Linked DNA regions of Homo sapiens: regions 1 and 2 are each linked to region 3. The links are chromatin loops, found by intact Hi-C in ENCODE. Cell type or tissue: PC-9. All regions are shown on one strand. Each heading gives the region's core, and the rest is flanking DNA. Links, peaks and the distances in the headings are about the cores only.

Region 1 (8,416 bases), core at 273-8,272, 96 kb after region 3:
CATCCACAATGTAGAACATCATGCTGAGAACTTGGGGAATCCCTATTCATATATGCAGAGGTTTGTGTTCCAATGACTTGGCTATTGTGAAATGTAGAAATTTGTTTCTAAATTGGAAGTGTGTACATAGTGAGATATTACGGAATTACATTTAAGAAGTGATAACATATTCTATCCAGTGTTTTTACCAAGATAATATCTTATGCCAATTGCAAATATCCTTTTAGGGTTTGTCGCCTATGCTGTCTTCCATTGCTGCAGATTTTAAATAAATGCACAGAAGAATTTTGCTTTTTGCTTTCTTTTCTTAGTAGCTTCTCTCAGTTCAACAACAAAAGGGTCATAAGTGAGACCAAGTGGAGCATCACTTGATTTAGTCTTTCTTACTTGAAATGAAAATATTTTTTCTCTTGACATTCTGAAGTCTGCAGCACTACATTATTAAAGGGTTACTATAGTACCATGAGACTGATTTAGTGTCGCCCTGAACCACATGATTATGGAAACATAGTTCTGATTATGAGAATGTATTGCCAAAAGTGATTTAAAGGAATTAAAAAAAAAAGATTTTCCAACTGTATACAACAGATAAGTACTAAAGTAAATTCTCTCATTTTTATGAAAGGAGTTTTATGTCTGGACAGCTTTGGCATTACCAATAAATGTGTTCCCTTTGCAATTTCAAAGCACTCCAAATTCGTATGTGTTCCGGGATCAGAGTACCACTAAGGGAAATTGGATTTTTGCCTGGTGGTTATGGAATAACTTCCCTTTGCTTGAAAATATTATGGAATGAAGAAGATATTGTATTGGTTTCCTGCCCAGAAAATGATGCCTCATTTCCTGATTATGCAGTTAGCTATTCTTTCTTCTGTAATCTCAAACCACTGAATGTGGCTATAATATAGTTGTTCTCAACCAGTGGTGATTTTGCCTCCAGGGAAACATTTGGTGATGTCTGGAGATGTTTTTGGTTGTCACATGGAGGGTGGCATCTAGTGGGTGGAGGGTATGGATTCTGCTAAGCATTCTACAACACAGAAGCTAGGTCCCTACAACAAATGATCGTCACGCACAAATGTCAATAGTGTTGAGGCCGAGAAATCCTGATTTAATGTTTATTGCTTTACGTATGTCTAACCTCTGGCTTGTTAGGTTTTTCCAGGGCAAGAATTAGCCTTCTGCCTCCTGACGTATCTTACAGCATAAAAGCTGTTCCATAAATATGGAAAGAGGAAAGACTCTCAAATGTGTCTGACTAGGATTGTTAACTTCTTATACTTCTCCATATACTCATTGGTGAGGTTGGAAATCATTATTTAAACTTTTGTATTGAAGTTTGGCACACACAAAAATTTCATCCACACAAAAAATTCTGCATTTTATTTCAGAATGCTTGTGGGTTTTTTCCAACCCCCAAGAGAATAAATTTCATAATTGTGTATTCTGTGCAGAAATATCAACATAAATGTGCTTTCCTGAAGCATACATCTGCTGTCAGTGAGGCTGACTGTAACTCAGACATATGCTGGGTGGCAGCAGATAAGTTTGGAATTAGTTGTGATAGGTTATTCACAAAATAGCTAGAGCGCATGACAGTAATCAAGAATTCACTGTAATTACTTTAATCTGTGATTGGCTCAATACAGTGCACAAAAGACTGGCAGAGGAATTCTGCAACCAGAGAGGAAGTTGGTTAATTATTCCAAGACCATCTCTTTTTTTTTGTATTGATTTTTCAATTGTATGACCTTTTCATTCATTTATATGTTTATTCATTCAGTAGAATGTGTTAATTACACTAGGAGCAATTAATTACACTAGAAAGAAAAAACAGCACAATAACATGTCTCCTGACCTCTCAGTACATCCCGAATATGAGACAGACATGTAAACAAACCCATAATAGCAATATTAATTGTATTCCTTCCTTGAAAAAATAGGGAATTTATAGACTCAAATTTAATAAGCAGTTATTATGAGAAAGTCCTTAAGTCCTTCAATTTTTATCTTAGAAAGAAAAATTATTGGAGAACACACACACACACACACACACACACACACACACACATTTTTTGTTGCCAAGGGAGCCAGCTTAATCTACCAGTGAAAATAGTGAAGTTTAATTTTTTTGTTGTTCCTAAAATGGTAGGATATAGATGATATACTACATTTACATGGATGACAGACTTGTTTATTGCACAATAAAGTCAGTCCATACAAATTAGATGCTTTGGTATTCTCTTCAGTGGTCCTATACTGTGAATGAAAAAGTTTGCACTTTCAAAGTTCAGCTGAGGAAACCTCTGATTCTGTTAGATATTTCTGGTTACTAAGACACTATGGCTTGGTCCAATGTGTAAACATCTCAGAGTAATTCAGTGCAAAAGTTCTCACAGGCTGGATTAGGGGTGGAGTTTTACAAAGCACAGTTGAATAAGGATAATAGGAAAAAAAATTTAAGGCAAAATTCAAATAAAAAAATGAAGGAGATAAACTTCAAGAGCAACATCAATGACAACAACCTTCAGGAGTTTTATATAAGTTACAACATAAATTAGTACTGAGTGTGGCTTTCACAACAAAATGAGCTCATGTGATTTTAGAACACTTGATTAAGATGAAGCATATGAGAAGTAGGAGCTGATAAACGGTCTAACACTGATCATACCCTACTAGTTGCTTAGTGCTTATTTTTAGGCATCTCAGGTAACAAGTGACATAACACAGTCAAAAACTAAAATAATTTTGAAGAGGAAGGAAGTCAGGATGATGAAAAAGCCATATAAAAAAAGGCTGAAGATTTCAATAATGTTTGACTTGGAGAACATAGGACTTGGGATGTTCCTAAGGTTTTATGTTAAAAATTTGAAATGTTTGAACATTTGTCATGCTTAAGAGGAATTACATTGTAGTGTTCAGGAGAGTGATCGATATTTATAGGAAGGGGGGCTTTTAATAAGTATTAGAACATCTCAGTGGGGCAGATCCAAAAATGAAGTGGAAATCCTGGAAGTAGTGAGTTCCCATCCCTAAGGGTTCTTCAGGAGAAGCTAGACTATAGTCTGGAAGGCTGTTCACTGAATCTCATGTGGGGAATTTGGACATGTGAGCAACATTGTTCCAACCATATTAAATACCACCTCGTAAGCTTGTAGAGCTCTAGCAGTGCATGACACTTAGGCCCTGAGATGACAGTTGAAGGTCCATAATAGTTTGTAAATATTCTTAATAATTTACAGTGTTTTTTAAGGAAAATTAAGTACAACGTATTTTAAGGAAAATTACCTTGGAAAACCTCATAGGAAGGAACTGATAGAAATATACATACCTTCTATCTCTCTAACATAGCCAGTCTTTTCTCAGTTGATGAACAGTTGACTCTTAAGAACCAGTGGAAGTAGCTGGCATACTTATAGAGTATGTTGTATGAAAACCATGTGTTTTTTGACCCTTGAATCACATTTGGCACGGAAATCCTCAAATGCTGGAAGGAAGATGCCTGAGAGAATAGCAGATGCATTCTTATCCTCTTGTTCGAATTTAGGGGCATACTTCCGTGGAGTGGAAAACTGGATAAAATGGTGTACACAAGTTAAGCTCCTTCTGTGTTTTTGCCTGAACCTAGTTGAATTCCTGTATGTTAAATGAACATGAAATGACTCCACTCCTGTCTTTTTAAAGCTCTCTTATTACCTGATAGTCTTGAGTTATTTCTGCTCATTATCTCATGGCTCTTTCTACTTCCTTCCATTGCCCTCCTTTCTTTACTTGGCAAAATTTTAAAAAAGCTGGTTCTATATCAAGAAGCTTAACTTTATTTACATGTTGGTAATGAGGGGAGATTTGAGAAGTTTAACCTGGCTTGTTACTTAACAGGTTACTAATTACCTAACATATCTACATTATTTCATTAAATTATCTAAACTTCCTCCAGAAAGAAGTATTGCTATTAATATTGTAAATTTAAGGAAACAGATGCTTAGTCAGCTTGTGTAGCAAAGACTTAAACAGAGGCAAAATGAGATCTGTTTGACCTGAAGTTCATGCTCTTTCCATTATACACAACAGCTTTCCTTATTTGACTTAGATCTTTTTAATAGAGGCATTTTTGGGCTGATTGCTGTAACGTTAGAGCAAATATACTCCAGTTTCTAACTTTTCTGTTCAATTTTCCAGGTTACATTACTGTGAAATGAAGTGACTGGATATTTTGCTTACACAGCTTTGCTCAGCAATCAGTTGCTTTCTGGCCATGGCCATAAAAGGAAAATTCTTTCCACAAATAGAATCTCTGGCAAAAAAAAAAAAAAAGTATTGTCCTTTTGATGTGTTTTTACTCCTTTCTCTGCAATCCTTACATGGTAAACTGGAATAAGACAATCGTTTACAGAGAAACAGGACTTGCAAAGGAAAGATGAAACCCTTCTGCAGCCATTAAAGAAGTTTCTGTATGTAGCCCTCATTTTGATAAAGCAGTAAACCTGACGTTTTGTTTTCCTTTTTCTTTTCCTTTCTTTTTGGTTTCCCCCCAGAACACAGAGCTGGACTTTGGTTGGGGTAACAAAAAGGAAATGAAACCTTATTCTTAAATGTGAGGTAGATCTAAGGTTCATGGTGTAGAAATGGGAAAATTGTTTTCTACACCTTTGCTTGCTACCATCTAGATGGAATTAGAGATTGTTTGCCCAGGGTGATGAGATTCAATTGGTATGTCACCTCAGGCTGTCTGTACAGGTCCATGGATCAGAGCTCTCTGTGACTTCCCAGAAATGTAAACCACAGATGGAGAATTATTGCTGGTTTGAACTTTTAGTTCTGATTTGATTTGTTTATCCTGTGTAGAATTAGTCTCTGTATGCTAAGGGAGAAAAAGGTAAGAATGGAGGTGAGGGTCCGTCTTAGTATTTCCCACAGGCCCCCTCACAGAAATTGTTGGAATTTTAAAGAATATACTCAAATCAGTAAGAAAGTATATGTTTTGTGATGTGCTTTGTAATTATTTACAACATTTGTCCTATACTTCAGGGCACCTAATACTCAAATCATTGTTCAGCAAGGAAGAATGAAAGCCTCTTTTAAGATGGTACATGATGTACTCACTAACTTTTGCATTCCTAACCATCATTTTTTTCTCCTGGATCTCATCACCTAAGCTGTAGGCTCCTTGGGGGAAAGGAAGGACAAGGATTTAGACATCCGTGGATTCAACTGAGAGCCTGGCACACAGCCTTTCTCTGGGTAGGAGCCCACAGAAGGTTTGGTGATTCACTGGTGCCGCCACTTCCTTGCGAGAAAGGGGAAAACAGACATGCAGTGTGATGTGGAATATGTCTATTTGTCCCTGTCACTCATATGGATCACCTGAGGGGAAAATAGCATTCATTTTTCATTCTGATGGTAGGGCTATTCAAAAGAGATACTTGCATTTTATCAGAGGTGATATCCTCATTTTGAGAAACTAACATATAGTTCTGGATTAGGATGCAGTTTAAAAATTGCACGATATTTTTAATATACATTAAAATGTAGGTCTGTCAATCATGCTGGTTTTTCTATAAGAGGATGTCATAAAACCTTTCCCTAAAAGAGGCTCAAATTTGAAGCCACATTAGTTATTATTAATAGTTATTATCCATCATTACATGTCTTATAAAATCCGTCATTTTCACTACTTTTCAGTAGTCCTGTCAGAAATGTATTCTGACAGAAATAAAAATTCATGCACTACTAACTGGGACTTCAGTTAATGATACCAACTGTTATGAATATTCACTTTTTAAAGCTACCCTTTCTGGCGAAATTCCTATATGCCAGGCATGGTGCTAAGTGTTTTACATACATCACCTCGTTTAATCCCTATTATAGTGCTATTTTAAAGATGAAGAAATGGTGATTTAGGTTCATTTGCATGCTAGCATCATACAAAATGGTACAGCTGAAATTCAAGTGGTATGTCAGATTGCAAAACCCCAATTTTAAACATTACGCTGCTGACTTAAGTTCCTTGCTGAATTGTCTCTGCCTTTTCCTGAGCACTTACGAGCAGGCGTTGTGTATGTTCTGATTTAGCTTCTCTGACAAGGAATGTTCAGTGCCTTCCATTTTATGATGTTTATTCAAAGACTTCTGTTTGTAATGGCAATTCCTTGTGCTTAATTTTTTTCTTTTTTTTCTACTTTGTATGATTTAAACAATATAATTAAATGATAAACTCTCTGATGGAAAAAAAAATCTATGTTTATGTAAGTGTGACTGATGGAAGCCAGGACCTAATATCAAGAATTCTTGACCCCTGGAATAGGCCTGTTGTTTTAGAATCCAAGAAAACAAAAGCAATTTGTTCTTTTACTGAAGAGCCCATCCAAAGTAAAGCTGTCAGACCCTAAAGTGTTGTGATGCATCTGTATAGCCATATGCTGACAGATGTTTCTGTATGTAACTCTAGCTTTCTGATGTACAGGGTGACTTCCATGCAAATATTTTTGTCTTTACTTGTTGAAGTTTTATCTGCAAAATAGTTCAACCATATGAAAAAGAATTAGTAAAATGAAAAGGGGTGAACTAAAAATATACTATGTCAAAAGAAAACCAAAAATGTTATCAAGCATTCTTTTTTTCAGCTGGTGATGGAGAACAACGTGTTAATCTTGGATTCCTTCTGTCAGATAGCACAGAAATACCACAAGGTAGTGTGCCAGTTCCAGGGTGGCAGCTAATCCACTGATCACGCAGCAGCATGCCACCCCAGAAAGATAAATCTTCAGTCTCATTAGGACTTCATGTAAAAAAGAATTTTGTTAACAAGAACAAGGAAAACCTATCAAAAATTAATTAAGATATTGTAGTTTAGCCTGTGTAAACTCAGAAAATAATTATGTTGATTTACTTTTTTTTAAATTGTACTTTAAGTTCTGGGATACATGGGCAGCACGTGCAGGTTTGTTACATAGGTATACACGTGCCATGGTGGTTTGCTGCACCCATCAACCTGCCATCTACATTAGGTATTTCTCCTAATGCTATCCCTTCCCTAAACCCCACCCACTGAAAGGCCCCAGTGTGTGATGTTCACCTCCCTGTGTCCATGTGTTCTCATTGTTCAACTCCTACTTATGAATGAGAACATGTGGTGTTAGGTTTTCTGTTCTTGTGTTAGTTTGCTGAGAAGGATGGTTTCCAGCTTCATCCATGTCCCTGCAAAGGACATGAACCCATCCTTTTTTATGGCTGCATAGTATTCCATGGTGTATATATGCCACAGTTTCTTTATCCAGTCTATCATTGATGGGCATTTGGGTTGGTTTCAAGTCTTTGCTATTGGGAACAGTGCTGTAATAAACATATGTGTCCACGTGTCTTTATAGTAGAATGATTTATAATCCTTTGGGTGTATACCCAGTAATGGGATTGCTGGGTCAAACAGTAGTTCTGGTTCTAGATCCTTCAGGAATTGCTATACTGTCTTCCACAATGGTTGAACTAATTTACACTCCCACCAACGGTATAAAAGCGTTCCTATTTCTCCACATCCTCTCCAGCATATGTTGTTTTCTGATTTTTTAACGATCGCCATTCTAACTGGTGTGAGATGGTATTTCACTGTGGTTTTGATTTGCATTTCTCTAATGACCAGTTGTGATGAGCTTTTTTTCATATATCTGTGGCATGCATATATGTCTTATTTTGAGAAGTGTCTATTCATATCCTTCGCCCACTTTTTGAAGGGATTGTTTGTTTTTTTCTTGTAACTTTGTTTAAGTTTGTTTTAGGTTCTGTATATTAGCCCTCTGTCAAGTGGATAGAATGCAAAAATTTTCTCCCATTCTGTAGGTTGCCTGTTCACTCTGATGGTAGTTTATTTTGCTGTGCAGAAGCTCTTTAGTATAATTAGATCCCATTTGTCAATTTTGGGTTTTGTTGGCATTGCTTTTGGTGTTTTTGTCATGAAGTCTTTGCCCATGCCTATGTCCTGAATGGTATTGCCTAGGTTTTCTTCCAGGGATTTTATGCTTTTAGGTCTTATGTAAGTCTTTAGATTTACTTTAAAAATAAAAAAAGAAGAAAGGAATTTTTAAAAAGAAGTTTAAAACTAGAATGTCTCATTTGGAAATTTTTGTATTTGTTATCTCATCTTATTTTATTCAAGACAGGTAAATGTTCCTCCTAACCATAGAAGGCTTCTATGGAGCTGCAGCTTTAAAGACTATCTTTGACAAAGACTGCTCTCTAGATGTGTTATTGCCTCCAGGAAGTGCGAAAATAGCACCAATTGGTTTCCCTGTTGCACCCACAGAAAGATCACATTTTGGCATCACTTGGAAGCCATTGTTTGCAGAAGGCAAAGCTGTCAGTGACTCATTTATTCTCACCTCTTGTCTAATGCTTTGCTTCAAGCACAGTCTTGGCTATGCCT
Region 2 (8,416 bases), core at 273-8,272, 66 kb after region 3:
GTTGTTCTTTCATTGATAAATATTCAGTGATCAGAGGCTCTAATGATTAGTGGTTATAAGCATGAACCAGAGCTTAAATCCATTTCTGTCATCACTAATATAGTGCCTACCTTGTAACAATGTTGTTAGGAAAAAAATAGAAGTAAAAATTTATCCCCTCTGTGTGTTTGTGCATGCACTTGTGCTCCTGCATGTGCATGTACTTAAAGATTTTTCTAGCCATTCATCCATTAATTTAAGTCAAGAAACTTTGATGGTCCTGTCATGAGCCATACACTGTCTAGATACCAGATATGCAGATATGAATGAGGACACAGTTCCTCTCCTCCAGGCAGTCCCTGTCTAGTGAGTAAGATGGATAAATATATTATCCATTAACTAATGTGATCAACGCAATAATGGAGTAGTAGATTCAGTGCAGCAGAACCAATGTGGCAGGTCGAAATACTCAGTGTAGGTCACAGAAGGCAGGCTAATTGCACTTTCTACTACAATATCTCTGTAGCAGAAAGGTGGAAGCCTGTTTGGAATCCAGTGTTAAAGTATAGACTCTGCTGGCTTCAAGCAATAAGAGCCTGCTTTGTGACAGTATTTACTGGACATTAAGGATGGGAATATTCAATGCTGGAGGGCTTATTTGGAATGTGTTTTTGTGTGTGTGCATGCATGTGGGTACACATGCTATGTCTGTAGACATTATAGTAGCATCCTATTGCTGTTCTAACAAATTGAGTGTCTTAAAACATCTCAAATTTATCTTACAATTTTGGAGGCCAGAAGCAGGAAATGGGTCTCAGTGGGCTAAAATCCAGATATCAGCAGGATTCCTGGAGGCTCTAGGGGAGGATATGTTTTCTTGCCTCTTTCAGCTTCTAGACATTGGCTGTATTCCTTGGCTTACAGTCCCCTTCCATCTTCAAAGTCAGCAGTGGCTGGTCATGGGAGTCTCAAATTCTTATCACTCTGACACTGACTCTTCCGCCTTCTGCTTCCACATATAAGAGCCCTTGTGATTACATTGGCCCACTTAGATAAACCAAGATAATCTTCTATTTTAAAATCATCTGGTTAGCATCCTTAATTCCAGCTGTCGTCTTAGTCCCATCCCCACCCCCTGCCACCACATAACATAGTATATTCATAGGGTACATGGGTAAGGATGTGGGCATCTTTGGGAGGAGAGTCTTTATTCTGCACAAAGGTGCAGCTAAGGATTGTATATCAGGGAGAAAATGTAGAAAATTAACAATACAAGGAAAGTACTTTACATCTGAACACGAGAGAGATCAGAACTTGAATCGCTTAAGAAACTGCGTTGTTACATGCACTATGTGCCATGATGAGACAGAAATTACGCAGATAATCAAATGGAAAATGTCATATAAATGTTGTATAAAGATGACGGAAAGAACATTCTGAACACTTTGTATGAAGGAAGGACAAGAGAGTTGTCTGTCAAATAAGTAAGAGGTGGTGCATTTTGCTGATAGGATCCCAAATCCAGTGTAGCTAAGAACATTGTTGCAAACTTTAGAGGTCATTAGAAATTTAGATCTACCCAGAATCTTTAAAAATGTGCCATTTTCCTTTATATTTCTTACGTGTTCAGTGAAGTCATAAGCTCTTTGATAACAAAAGCTAAAACATATAACACCATGTGCCAGGCACTTTTCCAACTGCTTCACAGGTAGTAATCATTTACTTATCACCAGGGCCCACTTCTAGGGCACTGGCCTAGAAAGTCACACAGGACCTTGCACTGAGAAAGATCCCCACTTGGTTTAATGGTTTGCTGTTACCATCTTGAAATTCTTAATAATTTTTGAACAAAGGGCCCTGCTTTTTCCTTTTGCACGAGGCCTCATAAATTGTATCATTGCTCCTGCTCATCACGATAAAGCAATATATCAGATACAATTATTATCAACATTTTGTAGAAGAGGAAATTGAGGCATAGAAGGGTTAACTTGCCAACGTCACACGGCTGTTGCATTAGAGAGCCAGGATTTTAAACTGAGGTGCTTTGAACCACTTCACTCTCCTGCTTATTTGAGATAATGTCTTCTTAAATGTGTCTGTTCCCCAACTATGACACACTGTCTGGTACATGGTTAGCTTTCAGTAAGTGCTTGTTGAACAGAATTATGTTTGATGGTCTTTGGTAAAAATGTTCATTTCAGTTTTCAACTAATAGAGATGAAAGTAAAAAAAAAAAAAACCTGAGTCTCTTCCAAGACATTTGTGTAAACAAGCAAAAATCAGCTTTTTCCCTTTGCATAGTCATATGTCTGAGGATGTTCCCTTGTTCAAGGTATGTTATTTATTATGTATTAGATTTATACAGCAAAATTTTCTGGAGAGATCTGATAAAATGACACAAAGCAATATTTTTCCACTGTCCTAATTTATCTTGAAGAAATTTGAACTTTATAAACATTGGTGTTATATATATATATATGTGTATATATATACACACACACACATATATATTCATCAATAAAATTGCTATAAATGTAAATACATGTGTATGCAATAAAGTGAGAATAGGAGAGCCATATATAATAATAAACCAGAAGGATGGGAGAGGTAGCTGAATTTGTCGGTTGTTACACCTTAAACAAATTTAATGCACATCTTCTGGGGTTTGCTGTGTGCCATATGCTAGGCAGTATGAGGGAAAATTCGTAATAATTGTATTAGTAAGAATAATAAAGTCATTCCCGGGAGCGCAGAGTCAGCAGATTGAGACAGGGATCCCAACCCCCGGGCCACGAACCGGTCCAGGTTCATGGCCTGTTAGTAACCGGGCCACACAGCAGGAGGTGAGCACAGGCAAGCGAGCATTACTGCCTGAGCTCTGTCTCCTGCCAGACGAGCGGTGGCATTAGATTTTCACAGGAGTGTGAAACCTATTGTGAACTGCTCATGTGAAGGATCTAGGTGGCATGGTCTTTCTGAGAATCTAACTAATGCCTGATGATCTGAGGTAAAAGAGCTTCATCCAAAAGCCATCTCCCACCCACCAGCCTTCGTTCGAGGAAAAATTGTCTTCCAGGAAACCGGGTCCCTGATGCCAAAAAGGCTGGGGACTGCTGAGCTGAGAGATCCAATCATATGGAGGTCTCATCAGAGAGACTGTATGGCAAAGACTGGAAGAGAGGGCATAGTAGGAGCACAAGCCCAGGGCTTGGACATTTTAATGATGATTCTATCAGTTGAAAACATGTAACTTTGGGCCGCTCACAGCCATTATGTATATTTCACCATCTGTAAAGTGGGGCTAATAATATCCCTTCTACCTACTTCCAGAGATGATGTAATTACTAAATGGATCCATAAATATGAATGCATGCTGAACATTTTTTAAAATGGGAGGAGGAGGAGGGAGGCATTAAATTAAGGTGTTTTTCTTGCACTAAGTATTGTTCCAAATAAGACATAGGCAATAAAATCACAACATATGAAAAAGAAGCCTTATTTAGCATGAAACACTGCTATATTATTTTAATCCCTACTTTACTACCTTACCTTAGATAATTCATATCTGGTGATTCAGATACTTGTTGGACCAAAACAAAGAGATTGAAGATGTTAGCAGTGCTAATTTATTTTCAGCTTTAATTCACCATGTTATGTAATCCATATTTGGTTGACTTGGATAGCTAATGGAGAGGGCAAAACATGAAGATGTTGTAAGTACTGACTTATTTGATTCATTTCATTATGTTATTGAGCATTTATTATTTATAAGGCATTATGAGTGGCACAGAAATAAACAAGATAAATAAGATGTAGTCTATACCCTTACAGAGTGCACAGTTTACTAGTGACAATGGGAATAAAATGTTTGCATACAAGACCAAATGTATTAAGTGCTGTGAGAGAATAGCTGCAAGGATCCACAGGAGGAAGTGACCATATGAAATAGAAAACCACGTAACTAACAATCTGAATGTTGTCTTTGGCAAGAAAAAACATAGTTTAAAATAAAGCAGTGTGGAATAAATAGAAAGTGTAGGAGAAGGTATTATCATTTTATGGAAATCCCCTAAGTTGCTTTATAAAGAATAACCAATGCTGCCCAGGAGATTGTATATGTTGGCAAATTTTTTCATAGCAACATTTACTGTGGCTTATGAAAATTTAAATTTCTCTCCTGAAAGTTTTATTGCAAAGAGGAATAGTTTTGAAAACATGACCAGGAGATCTAGGAGTAAAATAATGTTATGATAAAAACCTGTAGCCTGGAGGTTATCATAATGAAAAAAAAAATCTCACTCTAGCTGGTTCAGATCATTCCAAAATAGGATTATAATATCTGCAGATTTCCAACACAAGAGATGAAAATCCCACCACGAATACACCCATTTACATTCTTGTGACCTGGAATGACTGTCAGAGTAACTCATTGTTTTATTTCAACAGCCAAGCCGAGTGCCTTAGAGTTCATTATCACCGACTCACTTTAAACCGTACTGGCCAGCACAGTAGGACAGTTGAGGCTCCTCCTTGAGACACATATAAAACATGGAACATTGAGAAACCAGCTTTTGGTTGTCAGTATTTTTGAAAAGAGAGTACCACATGACAGATACACGAAGTCTAGAGTGGTTAAGAGTGTAAGAACTGCATCTTGTGTCTTTTTAATTTTTTTTTTACATTGAATCAATGATTGTATGATAAGTAGTGTAACAAAGATTTCAGGAGCAAATATGCACCAAAGCACTGGATTAGACCTGTGCAGAAATTATTAAAATTACTCCGGGCTAAGGGCTTTGTTCCTGCTGGCCACCTGCAGTGTGTGGTAATGCCCTTTTAACGTTCTATCCAGGGCCCTGCATGGACTGTCTGATTTGACATTGGACACTACTAAGAGGAGACAAGCATGCAGAGAGAGAATGATTAATGTAAGCCCTTCTGTAACTAGCCAGAGGCTTAAGGAATTCTTTTCTGCAGCATTCCAGAGATAATTGCCTACCACTTTATCTAGGAGAGTGTTGTGTCATTAAAAAAAAAAAATGGCATACTGTGACACCTAAGAGGTTGGTTATGTTACAAATAAGGAAGGAAATTAAAAACAAAATAGAAAATAGAGAAAAAAAAACGAGAATAGAGGGGAGTATGTAGAGTGTTTGAGGGAGGATGGGCATTGTCTGTTTCATTTGTTTTTGAGTTAATAAACGCAAAGGTTTGATAAATTTTTCCTTTACGTACCGACAAAGTTTCATGAATTCTCTGAAAAGTCAATGTTTTGTAAGTTGAAGGCAACAGACTTGCCAGCTGGAAACCTTTATTTTACAAATTAACTCTCGCTCTATTATTAATGTCTCTATAAATGAAACTCTAATATAAGACACTAAACAGAGTACATTTCTAAAAATAATTGATTTTATATATATAATCAATTATTTTAAAAATATATATTTATTATGTATATTTTATATATATATATATATAACATTATTGTGTTTGAATCCATTAATGTCTTATATGAGACCAATTCTGTTCCAATTTGGCATTAGCAATCCACAAGAGCATGTTAAGTTCCAAAATATTGTAGCGAAATATCTTCTTCATCATGCTGGGGCTGGGGGCTAGGAGAGATAATCGACTTCAGTTGTGTACAGAATGCCTGGGTGCTCCATATGGCCTATTTTCCATTGGCAAGTGAGTCCTTAAAATCTTAGGGAATTCTGCTACATATGCATAAATATTATAAATTAATGTTCTAATGTGCTTTGAGGCCCTTGCTGAATGAATGGCAGGCAAAATGAAATGAAAAATAAAACATTTTTTAAAGAAACCATAGGCATGTGGTTCTCCCCAGGCACTGGAATTAGGAATTTGATATACATTTTTTTTTTATTTTAACTCAATGACTAGATCCTTCCTTTTCTGGAATGAACTCTTGGGAGATGTACTTAAATTAGGCCTTTTCTTGACACCTTAGCATTCAGAAGGGGCTGTAATCATTCCAGTCAAATCCCTTGCCTCGTTCTTAACTTATCAATGTTTCTCAAACACATTTTAAAGGGTTTTTTTTCCCCCTTTTAAAATAAACATAGACAATGCATTAAGCCACGTGGAAGTGATCTATCAGAAAGCTTATCTAGAAAAACAGCACTCAATTAAGAAGCCAGTCCCTGGCTTTGCTAGAGCAGCTCAGGCAGCCCAAGAATTCTTTTTCTTTTTTTTCCGTCTTTGTATTTTTTTTCTTTAGTGAAGATTCAGATTGGTTCTCTCTATGCACATCCTGGAAGTGGAAAGAACTGTGGATCTTATTTTCTGTGGCAGAACAGTGATTTACAGGGAAAATAGTTCAACTGAGAACCACTAAATGCAGAAAGTCTAGCATCCAAGACTATACCCTCAGATCAGGGGCCAACGTTTCTTAGAAATCAACTCATCCACATGTTGAAAAATCTAACTAATTTATGGACTATAGGGAGAAAAGCATCTCCCTACTTTCTTCCTACCTTCCTTCCTTCCATCCTTCTTTTTTTAAGGTATTTACTTTGAAGTATTACATTAGTAGGCAGAGACTGAGTAAAATCAAGTAACAATAGAGCACTAGTATGAAAGGGCATCCTGAATTTATAATATTGTTTCTCCAATTAATAATTATTAAATATACAGTATATATCTATGTTATATGTAGTATATATAATAATCACAATTGCTATATATAATAATTGCTATGTATTATGTAGTATACTCTCTCTATATATATGTGTGTACATAACCAATTAATAATTACTAAGTATTTTGGACCTGAATTATCATTATTCATTAGTAGAGATAATATAGCCAAAAGGAATGAGAAGGGGACTTGTAGTCAAGCTGACTTAAGTTCAGTCCTCAAATTTCTTGGGCCTAATTTCTTCATATGTAAAACAGAAGTAACGATAGTTTTTATATAGCTATTGTGTGTAAGCTGCAAAATATGCTAAATACCTGGAATAGTGTCTGGCTCATGGAAATAATAAGTGGCAGCAAGTATGATTTCGTATTATGCAAGTTGAATAATAATTATTGGCATCCTAGGCCCATCCTTATGGGGGTCACGGTAATTTTTATTTTTTGCCATAGAACCTGTGATGAGAGAAATGTAACACTTACCCCAGGTCACCCAATAAGTCACTCTATGTCATTAGGACTTAAGGGTTTTCAGCTTCACTGTCTGATTTCAGTCCATTAGGCCACAAAGTCATCAAAACAAACCAGAAAAGAGCACCATCAAAAGCAAAAGTAATAAAATCAAAGGATCCTGGAGCAGTATTGTACTAAAAGCCATCTGCTATCTTAGTCTATATTCTCAACCCTCTTGAAATGTTATTTGTAAAGCTTTAAAAGGCTTGACTGGAAACCTTCATGTCTTTTTAAAGATACAGTATATCTATTGCTGACTCATGCATGCTAAATTAAGAATTGTAATATGGGTTTTTGAATATACATCAGAGAAATGCCAATACTTTTTCCATTGCCAAAGCCCTTAGGCTTTTGCTGTTGAGAAAGAGGCTTTATGATTAGCTAAGCAAATGATTAGTGCGACAGTAGCAATGATGATGAGTGTGTGTGTGTGTGTGTGTGTGTGGTTTTGTAACTGTTTGGAGGAGTAGGGGTAGTTGAACAAAATATTTGCACCACTGAAATGATAATAAATATTGGTATGCATTTCTTTTCAGTTATTTTTTTTTTAATCTAATGTCCTTATCTGCCTGCTAGGATTTCTGTGCCATAATCAGGTAGGAGAAAAAAAAGACACAAAACTGCTGTCTTAGCATTTCCACTTGACTTTGGTGCCTTGTCTCCCTGCCTTGCTCTGTCGGATGTCCTTATTCTTTCCACTTCTTTTCTCATTTGGACTTGGCAGGAATGCCTTAGCTCAGTGCCAGTGTGGTAACCTTAAACTCGCTTACTTAAGTGGCTGATCTCATCGCTTCCTTTATGTGGTTTGTGGGATTTTTCCCCTCTTTGCCTTATTACGTCCCTTGACCACCTTGCAGCTTCATCTATCTCATACTTCCGTTATTGTATTATCCTTTAAAAATAAAACAATAAATATTTAAAACATAAAGCATTTTTATGATAGTTGTGGGGGTAGATATTTTTATAGAAACAATAATGAGAAAAAAAATGGATTTCTCCAAGCTTTATAAAGCCCCAACTACGCAGAGGGCAAATTCTCAAGTTACAGGATTCTACTTGTCCTATTTCTGAGGAGCAGAACAAAATTTTTTTTGCAGATATTTTAAGAGATGGCAAAACAGGGAAGCAAACCAAAGTCATTACAAAAGCCTCCCAGTGTAGACCCAGCCATCTGCATATAGTTCACAGAACTCTTCTGTTTATTTATGAGTCGTGGAATGTGTAAAGCCAACTTCTAGCTGTAAAAGGACGTACAGTTGCTCTCATA
Region 3 (8,416 bases), core at 76-8,075:
TGACGATTCTAAATTTAAGAGAATATTTGTATACAGTTTTAAGATATGCAACCCATCCAAGAAGGGTGGTGCATGCCAGAAATCCATCTATTTGGGAGGCTGAGGCAGGGGGATCCCTTGAGCCCAGGAGTTTGAGACCAACCTGGGCAACACAAGAAGGCTCCATCTAAAAAAATTTTCTTTGAATAAGACATACAACCAAAATTCAAATTTCTATTACTATTATTTTTTCTTTTGTAAGAATTCACTTGAAAAGTGATTTGATCTAACAAGACTTGTGGTGTGCTAAATGACAATGACACATAATCTGGAATTTAATCTTAAGACAACTGCATTAGGGGGTAGAAGGAAACACAGATTTTTAAATCCATTCAACTGAGATACTGGTGTATTTATAGGCATCATATAATAATGTGTTCTTTGTAGAAGTACTGTATTATATCAAATCTCAAACATATATATATATATATATGTTTATAGTGTGTATATGTGTCAGTAAGACAGTGTCCCATTTATATTTTTAAAAAGCAAGAACAAAGTATTTTCTATACTTTAGACATTATTTTGATAGAAAATTACCAAAAAGGATTTTCTTAAATGTTACATCTGATTTATTTGTATTATAGTTACTGTCATTTTTATCACAGTCTCTTCAAATTGCAATATTTTAGAATTAATCACTGTATTTTTTCAAGTTGCAAACAGATTCATAAAATGTACCATCCATCAAAAAATTTTAAAAGATGGGCTTACAGTTGTGAAAGATATGTATAATATCAAAATTATTACTCATCTCAAATATTTGTTGAAAGAGTTTGACCCGTTGGTATAAACCTATATCTGATACTTTTTTTTTTCTTAATGTCACATCAAGTTCTTAAATCACTAGTGGGCTGTAAATAACAGCCATTACAAATTCTCATAGTAATAACCTGTGGCCACTGAAGTCTTAGTATCTTTTCTCTGAATAGCTAAACTCAGCGTGGTTGCACATTTAATGATTCAATAGCAGGGTATGGATTTGTGAAAAGGAAATATAAAATGTATTTCCTGAATATGGAGTCTTTGTTCAGTATGTTGTCAGGTAAGAATTAGCGGTCTACAGTCATCCACTTTAATCTATGATCTAATCGGAACTCAAGAGCTAAATAAGAACACGGGTGATTAGACCTTAGTTAGTAGGGACCCCTAGGGAAAATTTCAGTGCCACAGGAAGTGATGCTAACGATTCATCAAGTGGTAAACTTGCCTCTGAGAAATTAATGAAGGGGCAACTTCACAGCCCGGGTATGTCTGTTGGATATTTCAACCAATCTGAGTTTTGCTAGCAGAAGTTCAAGGTACATTTTTAAGACAGGACAGAGATGGTAACAAGAACTGTGACGGTTTGTTCATAAAAACCTGGACTCTGATGAAAATCTTCCTTTCATTTGGGCTAGGAATCTTTAGTAGCTCTGCCAACAGTCAGGAAACTCTTAGTCTCCCAGAGGTACTGAGTGGAAAAGCGTTTTAGAATTTAAGTAAAATAGCAAAATCAGATCTTACTAGTAAGGCAGAATGTAGTGCCTACCTTGCAATTTAGAACACTGAATTAGAAATTTGAGAGAATTAAACTTTTCAGAATAATAAAAAATTCTTTGTACTGCTTATCTTCTGAAACAAACATCAATAGAAAGGAAAATTCAAGCCCTGTTCCATTAAAACCATTAAAGGAGCTGGCAAGATTGCAGTTTGCAATTTGTGTAACTTACCTCCTATCCTTCATTATTACAGTTTTATCAGTTGAACATGATATTTATGTCTCCTTTGTCTGAAAACATTGTTTAATAATTTTAATAGTCATTTTACCTTAAAAATGTGATACTCAGAATCAGAAAAATTCAACAGATTAATTTTAATAATTTACTTTTTTAGATAAAATGTTCTCACTCTATGTAAATGTATAGCTGCCATTACAATAAATTTAATGTCATGCATCAATCAATTGATGAGCCTTTAAAGATCTAGCAGTTGTATCTTATTTGATCTCTTAATTTATTGTTTAATTCAATAACTAAATGTACCTTTACTAAGCATATTGGCTAATCCAAGTAGTATGCATACATCTTCCAAGTAGTATGCATACATCTTCCAAGTAGTATGCTTTCACTTGCTTATTACTGGAAATGTCAGAACTTTTAAGAGCGGCTGAAATTATGTCACCAGTAGAAAGAAGGTCGAGTGGATAGCCTCAGCTGTGAAGCATTTGGTTCCTTTTCAGCTTCCCTAGTAAGCTCCATTTGCAAAGGAGATATGAACAGGAAGACCTCAGTTGGCCTGAATCTGAGATTAACCCCCTGTGATTCAGTCCTGCTAAAGCAGGAAATTGGACTTAATAAATATTGTAACTTAGTGAAAGTTTTAGAGCAGGAGATTTTCAAGTAAGAGAAGATACTTTTAAGACAATATCTTGCTGTTTTTATCACCAGTGAACTTATTTAGCCAGATGACAGTGTACATGTACATTTTCTGTCTTATCCATGACTCGGTTTTAAAATTTCAATTATTATCTTGCTATTTCCTACGTATCTTTAAAATCAGCTGGAAACCTTTCTTAGAATTGTGTTCAGCTACACAAAAAGTAAGGACCAACAGATGATGCTATTTGTAGTGAAAACAATTTGAAATAAAGCATAATTTTAAGCTAAATTTCTTCATGGAGTTATTGAGGATGAAATCAAGTCGAGGAGATGATACTTTCAGGTGGCTTTAAAACTGTATAATTTTTACAGCTGAATCAATCTAATATAGATTAGCAATGATTGTGTTTCCACTTCCATACACTATTTAAAATAATTGAATCTAGTGAGGAACATGGATCAGGGTCAAATAAATGTTTTCATAGCAATTATTGGCAGACATTTCCTTTCTGATAAGTTTCTCCAACATAGAAGTAGAGTTTGGATCTAGTTAAGTGTAGATGAGTTGAGTCGTGAGTTTTTCTGATTTTGAGAAACCACTTGCAGAGTTGCAGGACTGTAGGCACCAGGACTTCCTGCACGCAGCTAGTGTAGAGCCACATCTGCCTCCAGCTCCTGCTGACTTGGCTGCACCGCAGCCCCCTTAGGCCCTGCTGCCAGATCAGGTGTGGAGACACTGCAGAGCTGTCACTCCGCATGGTTTCCTGCAAGTCAGCTATCTCGTTCCCATCTGTGTTGGTATTCTTTCCTAGCTTTTTTCACTGCTTGCCTGGCATGCATATATTTATCCGATAAGCCTCAATTTGGCTTTAAGACTTGCCTTCCCAGGTAGAGACTAAAGATGAAATTTCTCCATGCATGTATCTTCCTTTTAATTGTGCTTGTAGTTAATACTTAATTCTTAAATTTGAGATGTTACTGTTTTAAGATACACTCTATCATGCATGTTAGCATCCGTTTACATGTTGTCTATACTATTTTGAGGATCTTAATGCATTAAGATCCACCCTGTTGTGAGTTTTGTTTGCTTTATGGTGTAAATAAGAGAAAATGAGATTACTTCAGTATATAAGGACTTTTTTCACTTTATGTTTATCTTACATAATTCTTTAAGCTAAGAGTTTACACTGTTCATCAGTTTTTACTTTTTAGAAGGAACTTATTCAGATAGCTTTATTATTAATATTCAGATGTGCCATCCTGCAAAGTCAGGGATGGATTACAAGGTGTGATACTTTTAGTCCATAAATGGTTTTTCTATAGCTAGAGCTTGATCCTTTGTGCTTTGCACCATTAATTGGCATTTTCAGCTATATTCTTGATTATGCAGCTAAAATTTAGCCTGAAGTGGCCAATCCCGCAGGCTTTGTACTTGAAAAACACCCATTGAATTTATTAAGAGTGGTGTACTCGTAATGGCCATTGGAACAGGCTTGGTGGGTATCCTGAGTTCAAAAATGAAAGGGCAGATGACTCAGGTACACCATGCTGTGATTAGAGAGCTATGAACAGCTTTCTCCACTTGCAGATTAACATCATTTCATGCTCTATTTTCAAACAAGTAATATCTGTTCTAAAAGTAGATTCCACCAGTGCTACTAACGTACCAAGTTCCAGTTGTCCTCACATGAAATAGTCCATCAGGTTTTCTTTTCCTTCAAGGAATAAATCATTATTGCTTTCATGTATTTTGGCAGATTTCCTTAGTTATGGGAATGTGGTTTGAAATGGTTTATGACTTCCTGCTTCTAAACAATAAGAAATAGCTTGAGTGTCTTGGCCCTATTACCCAATATGTTTGTTATGGAAACTGTTTGGGGTGAAGTAAATGGAAAGAGAAATATGAAACTCAGGTGGGAATTGAGTGCTAGCTGGATGATAGCTTGTACATTTCTGCCTTATAGATTCATTCACTGCAGTAACAGTAACTGAATGCCTACATCATGCTAACTACTCTTCTAGCTTAGAAGTTATAATTAAAGTTATAATATGTGCTTCCAGATGATTATAAGCTGGAAGCCTGCCAAAATTCCTATTAAGTACATAGGAATGAAATGCAACTTCCCCATTAAAAAACTGGAAAATTGAACAAAAAAGTCATTAAATAATTTTCACCGTGTTCCATTTGTTATAACTGAAGTTACACAAGAACCACATTTTGAAGGGGAAAACAAGATTGTCTTTCATTTGTCTTTTAAAAAAACAACCATATACACTATATGATTTATTATGAAAGAAATTTTGCAAAATATAAGCAACCTTACTTTCTGTAACTATTTTTTTCCCACCACAGAACACCACGAGTAAGCAGGCAGTTTATGTTTGAGCTGTGACAATTTCAAATGTGAACACTAGATTAGGTCTTCTTAGTTCTGGGAAGGTCACACCCTAAAACTTATTTCTATTGGGAGCTAACATTTCCTTGATAAAATAAGTTACCTAAGTGTTCTAAACAGGAAATAAGTGCTATTTGATCTATTTATTTTCACCAGATGGAAATATTCCTCCACATTTCTTGTTTTTAATTTGTGTTTCTTATTTTGAACGAATTCATAATTTTGCCCTAGCTACATAAAAATGACCATATTTGAACCAGTTCTAGATCTGACAAATGACTGTTGTTAAATTAGGATTATAGGGAAACTCAGAAGTTGTACTTCATTGTCAACAAAACAAAATAAGACTGTAAACATAAGCCCTTGCATTCTGGGACTCTATCCAAACGCATTCAGCAATTTGGCTGTGCCCACCTTCAGAAAAGCCATAATTTGATTCTAGGATCTGGGTACCATAATGCAGTCAGAGGATCTTAGCATTCAATAGGCACTCGTGGGGGCTGGGGGTTAGAAGTTGGTCAGTTCTGTTTCCTTGGCACCTAAAATCTATTCTCCTCCTGGAGCTCTTTGCTGCTCACAGAAAAGAAAAGTACACAATTTTATACATAAATGTGATTTTTAAATTTTGTTTTGCAAGAAGACTCTCAGATTAATCATTCCAGAAAATATTTTGTAACTTTAAGATTTTAACAAATCTGAAATTTTCTTTAATGATTGCAGACACCGGGAATCATAAATAAATAGGAAATTATCCTCGGTTATTAACTGTGAATGCCTTTTTATTTCATAAAATGCTTTATGAAATTTTATCATAAAATCATAAAGGTAACGTAAAGTGATAGAAGAAGAAGGGAATATAGGAATATAGATAGCCTTTTCTTTCTTTCTTTTTTTTCTTTGAGATGGAGTTTTGCTCTGTCGCCCAGGCTGGAGTGCATTGGTGTGATCTCGGCTCATTGGAACCTTCGCCTCCAGGGTTCAAGCGATTCTCGTGCCTCAGCCTCTTGAGTAGCTACAATCACAGATGCCTGCCACCACGCCGGGTAATTTTTGTATTTTTAGTAGAGATGGGGTCTCACCATGTTGGCCAGGGTGGTCTCAAACTCCTGACCTCAGGTGATCCGCCCGCCTAAGACTCCAAAAGTGCTGGGATTACAGGCGTGAGCCACCGCTCTCAGCTATGGGTCACCTTTTCTTGTACACTTCCATAGGTTCTGATTTTGTATAACCAACCTGAAACATGTTTCAATGCCAACACTAAAATGAATGTATTTAGTTAAAACTCTTTGGTTTCCAATATGAGAAATCAGCGGAAGACATTTTATGCTAAAGTTGGGAATACATGGGACCTAATCTTCAGAAATGGATTGGAAATTCAAGGCCATCATGTGTATTCTGTCTCCCTCCCTCTCTTTCTCTATCTCTTTCTTTGTTATCTTTTTCTTTTCTAGAGGTAAAGCATGGCTGACAACTTCATAGTTCCTGAATTAGCCTGTTATATGCCTGTTTACCTACAAAACTGCTACTGTGTTTGGGTGGCTATTTCAAATGCCAGGGAGAGAAACTCTGGCTCAGCTTGGTTAAGAGTTGACTCTTCATTCCATCTGCCATGCCTAGAAGAGAAGAGTCATGAGGCAGGAATATGCCTTCTGAAGGACTGTGACTCTAGCAAGGCAGGGATTTTCTCAAGGAGCTATGGATAGGTATCTTTGAATAATAACAGTGGTAATGATAAATAAACACTTACTGTGTGCCCAAAATTGTGCTCAGTATTTTACTTATGTCATCCCATATACACAGCTATTAGTAAAGTGCTGTAAGTTTTTAGAAAGTGTTTTTACATGTATTATCTTGTTAATCCTAACAATTCCTTTATCAAATAAATGCTATACTTTCTATTTTATTTATTTATCTAATCCCTTTTTTTTGTGAGATAAAGTCTCATTCTGTCACCCAGGCTGCAGTGCAGTAGCACAATCTCGGCTCACTGCAACCTCTGTCTCCCAGGTTCAAGTGATTCTCACACCTCAATCTTCCAAGTAGCTGGGACTACAGGCATGTGCCACCACACAACCAGCTAATTTTTGAATGTTTGTAGAGACGGGATTTTACTATCTTGGCCAGCCTGGTCTCAACCTCCTGACTTCAAGTAAGCCACCCACCTTGGCCTCCCAAAATGTTGGGATTACAGTCATGAGCTACCACACCCAGCCTACTTTCTATTTTATAGTGAAGAATTTCTTGCTAAAAGTTGAGTGTGTTTTTAAGTGAAAGAGCCAGAAGGGAAACCCATGATTTCTGATTCCTGGTTCAAAGATTTTACACTTGAAAGTGGTCTCCTTTCTGCAAGGTGTCAGCAATATAAAAGTATGTGAAACATGGTAGTTGATCAGACGAAAACACCTACAGCCCTGTATTTAGTGTCTGTTAGTAGCATCATGGACCTCTCATAATCATACATTGTGTTTTTCTTCTCTTTTTTTGGATAAACCTTCTATTTTTTTTTTCTTTTTCTTTTTTGGGAATGTATTGCTTAGGAATGCACTCAGCTGCAAGAAATAGATTCAACAGAGTGGAATGAGGGGTTTATGTTTTCCTTATACAAGACTCTAGAAGTCATCCGCAACTTCCACTGAAGAATCATGGTGCTGCTTTCCTCTTGCCCACCATCATAAATATTTTATTTTCATTACCATATTCCCCAGAGGGTTGCTGTCTCTCCAGCCACTAAGTTCCTATTTCAGGTGGGGAGAAAGTTGAGGGAAAACTTCACTTCATCCCATTTCCTTTCTATTCTGGGAGGGATTCCCTTCCCAAAGATTTTTCTGTATATCTTCTGACCACATAATTCTGTGGTCAGAATTATGTCACACAGCTTCCCCTAGGGACAAGCTAGATGGGAGTGTGAAGGTTTTTCTTTTTAATTTTTATGACATTGGAAGACAAAGGAATGGGCCATCCCATATTCCATTTAGTGGGACTGGAAGTAGCACCTGAGATCTTGGTACCACATGCTTCTAAGTTCTCCCATGTAGTTTTGCTTCAGTTACGCTTTTTCAGCATTTTCTTTGCTCAGTTGAGTGATTTCAATTTCTTTTATGTCTCTTAATAGGATTGCTTTCTGACTTTTCTCTGACCTCTAGAGTCCCTTTCATTGATTTCTTCTGAATCCCTGTCTCCACCCATACCCAGGAGGGTGTATATACCTACATATTCCCAAGAGGATACTTGAGAACTGTCTTGTTCTCTCTGTACCCTTCCTTTGCATCTCATAGATGAAACTGGAGAGACATGGAGAGGCAAAGTTACACAGCAAGTTAGTGAACCAAAACCACACTCCATGCCTCTTAACTCTTAGGCCTAGCTTTTTAAAGTATTACTAAATAATAAGTTTTTATGTTTATGTATGTCAAAATTTTGGAGCAAAATAAAACCACTGGTGTATAAAGTGTTTATTACAGAAAAAAATTCTTGAAGTCTGTCATTTAAATTCCGCAGAATCCTCTGTTTATTCAAATCAGCAGATGTTCATTGAGTGCCTGCTAATGTGCTAGGCACAACAGAAGCCGGGGTATTGCAGTGAACAAGAAAGAGTGACCCTTGGCCCTCATAGAGTTTATG

Evidence for each region. A loop is a pair of places that touch in the nucleus more often than their neighbours do. Peaks named below come from ENCODE experiments on the same cell type or tissue, not always from the same donor. Only the 100,000 strongest peaks of a DNase experiment are listed, where the experiment ranks them.
Region 1: a loop joins it to region 3, with 8 times the contacts of the local background. A loop is called at or near these places in 4 of 110 quality-filtered maps.
Region 2: a loop joins it to region 3, with 2.7 times the contacts of the local background. A loop is called at or near these places in 4 of 110 quality-filtered maps.

Annotation. Positions count from the first base shown.
Region 1 is chr4:30,862,399-30,870,814 of GRCh38, forward strand. All of the region lies in intron 1 of PCDH7 (protocadherin 7), which reads left to right. Among named protein-coding and RNA genes, the nearest start is that of PCDH7, 150 kb to the left of the region's middle. In PC-9, for the core only: no CTCF peak of the experiment used is centred there; a DNase peak (open chromatin) is centred at 4,723; H3K4me3 peaks cover 642 bases; H3K27ac peaks cover 2,660 bases.
Region 2 is chr4:30,832,461-30,840,876 of GRCh38, forward strand. All of the region lies in intron 1 of PCDH7 (protocadherin 7), which reads left to right. Among named protein-coding and RNA genes, the nearest start is that of PCDH7, 120 kb to the left of the region's middle. RefSeq lists an enhancer at 4,632-5,192. In PC-9, for the core only: no CTCF peak of the experiment used is centred there; DNase peaks (open chromatin) are centred at 4,921 and 7,501; H3K27ac peaks cover 1,306 bases.
Region 3 is chr4:30,766,195-30,774,610 of GRCh38, forward strand. The region is part of intron 1 of PCDH7 (protocadherin 7); the gene reads left to right. Among named protein-coding and RNA genes, the nearest start is that of PCDH7, 50 kb to the left of the region's middle. In PC-9, for the core only: no CTCF peak of the experiment used is centred there; a DNase peak (open chromatin) is centred at 4,197; H3K4me3 peaks cover 1,911 bases; H3K27ac peaks cover 3,023 bases.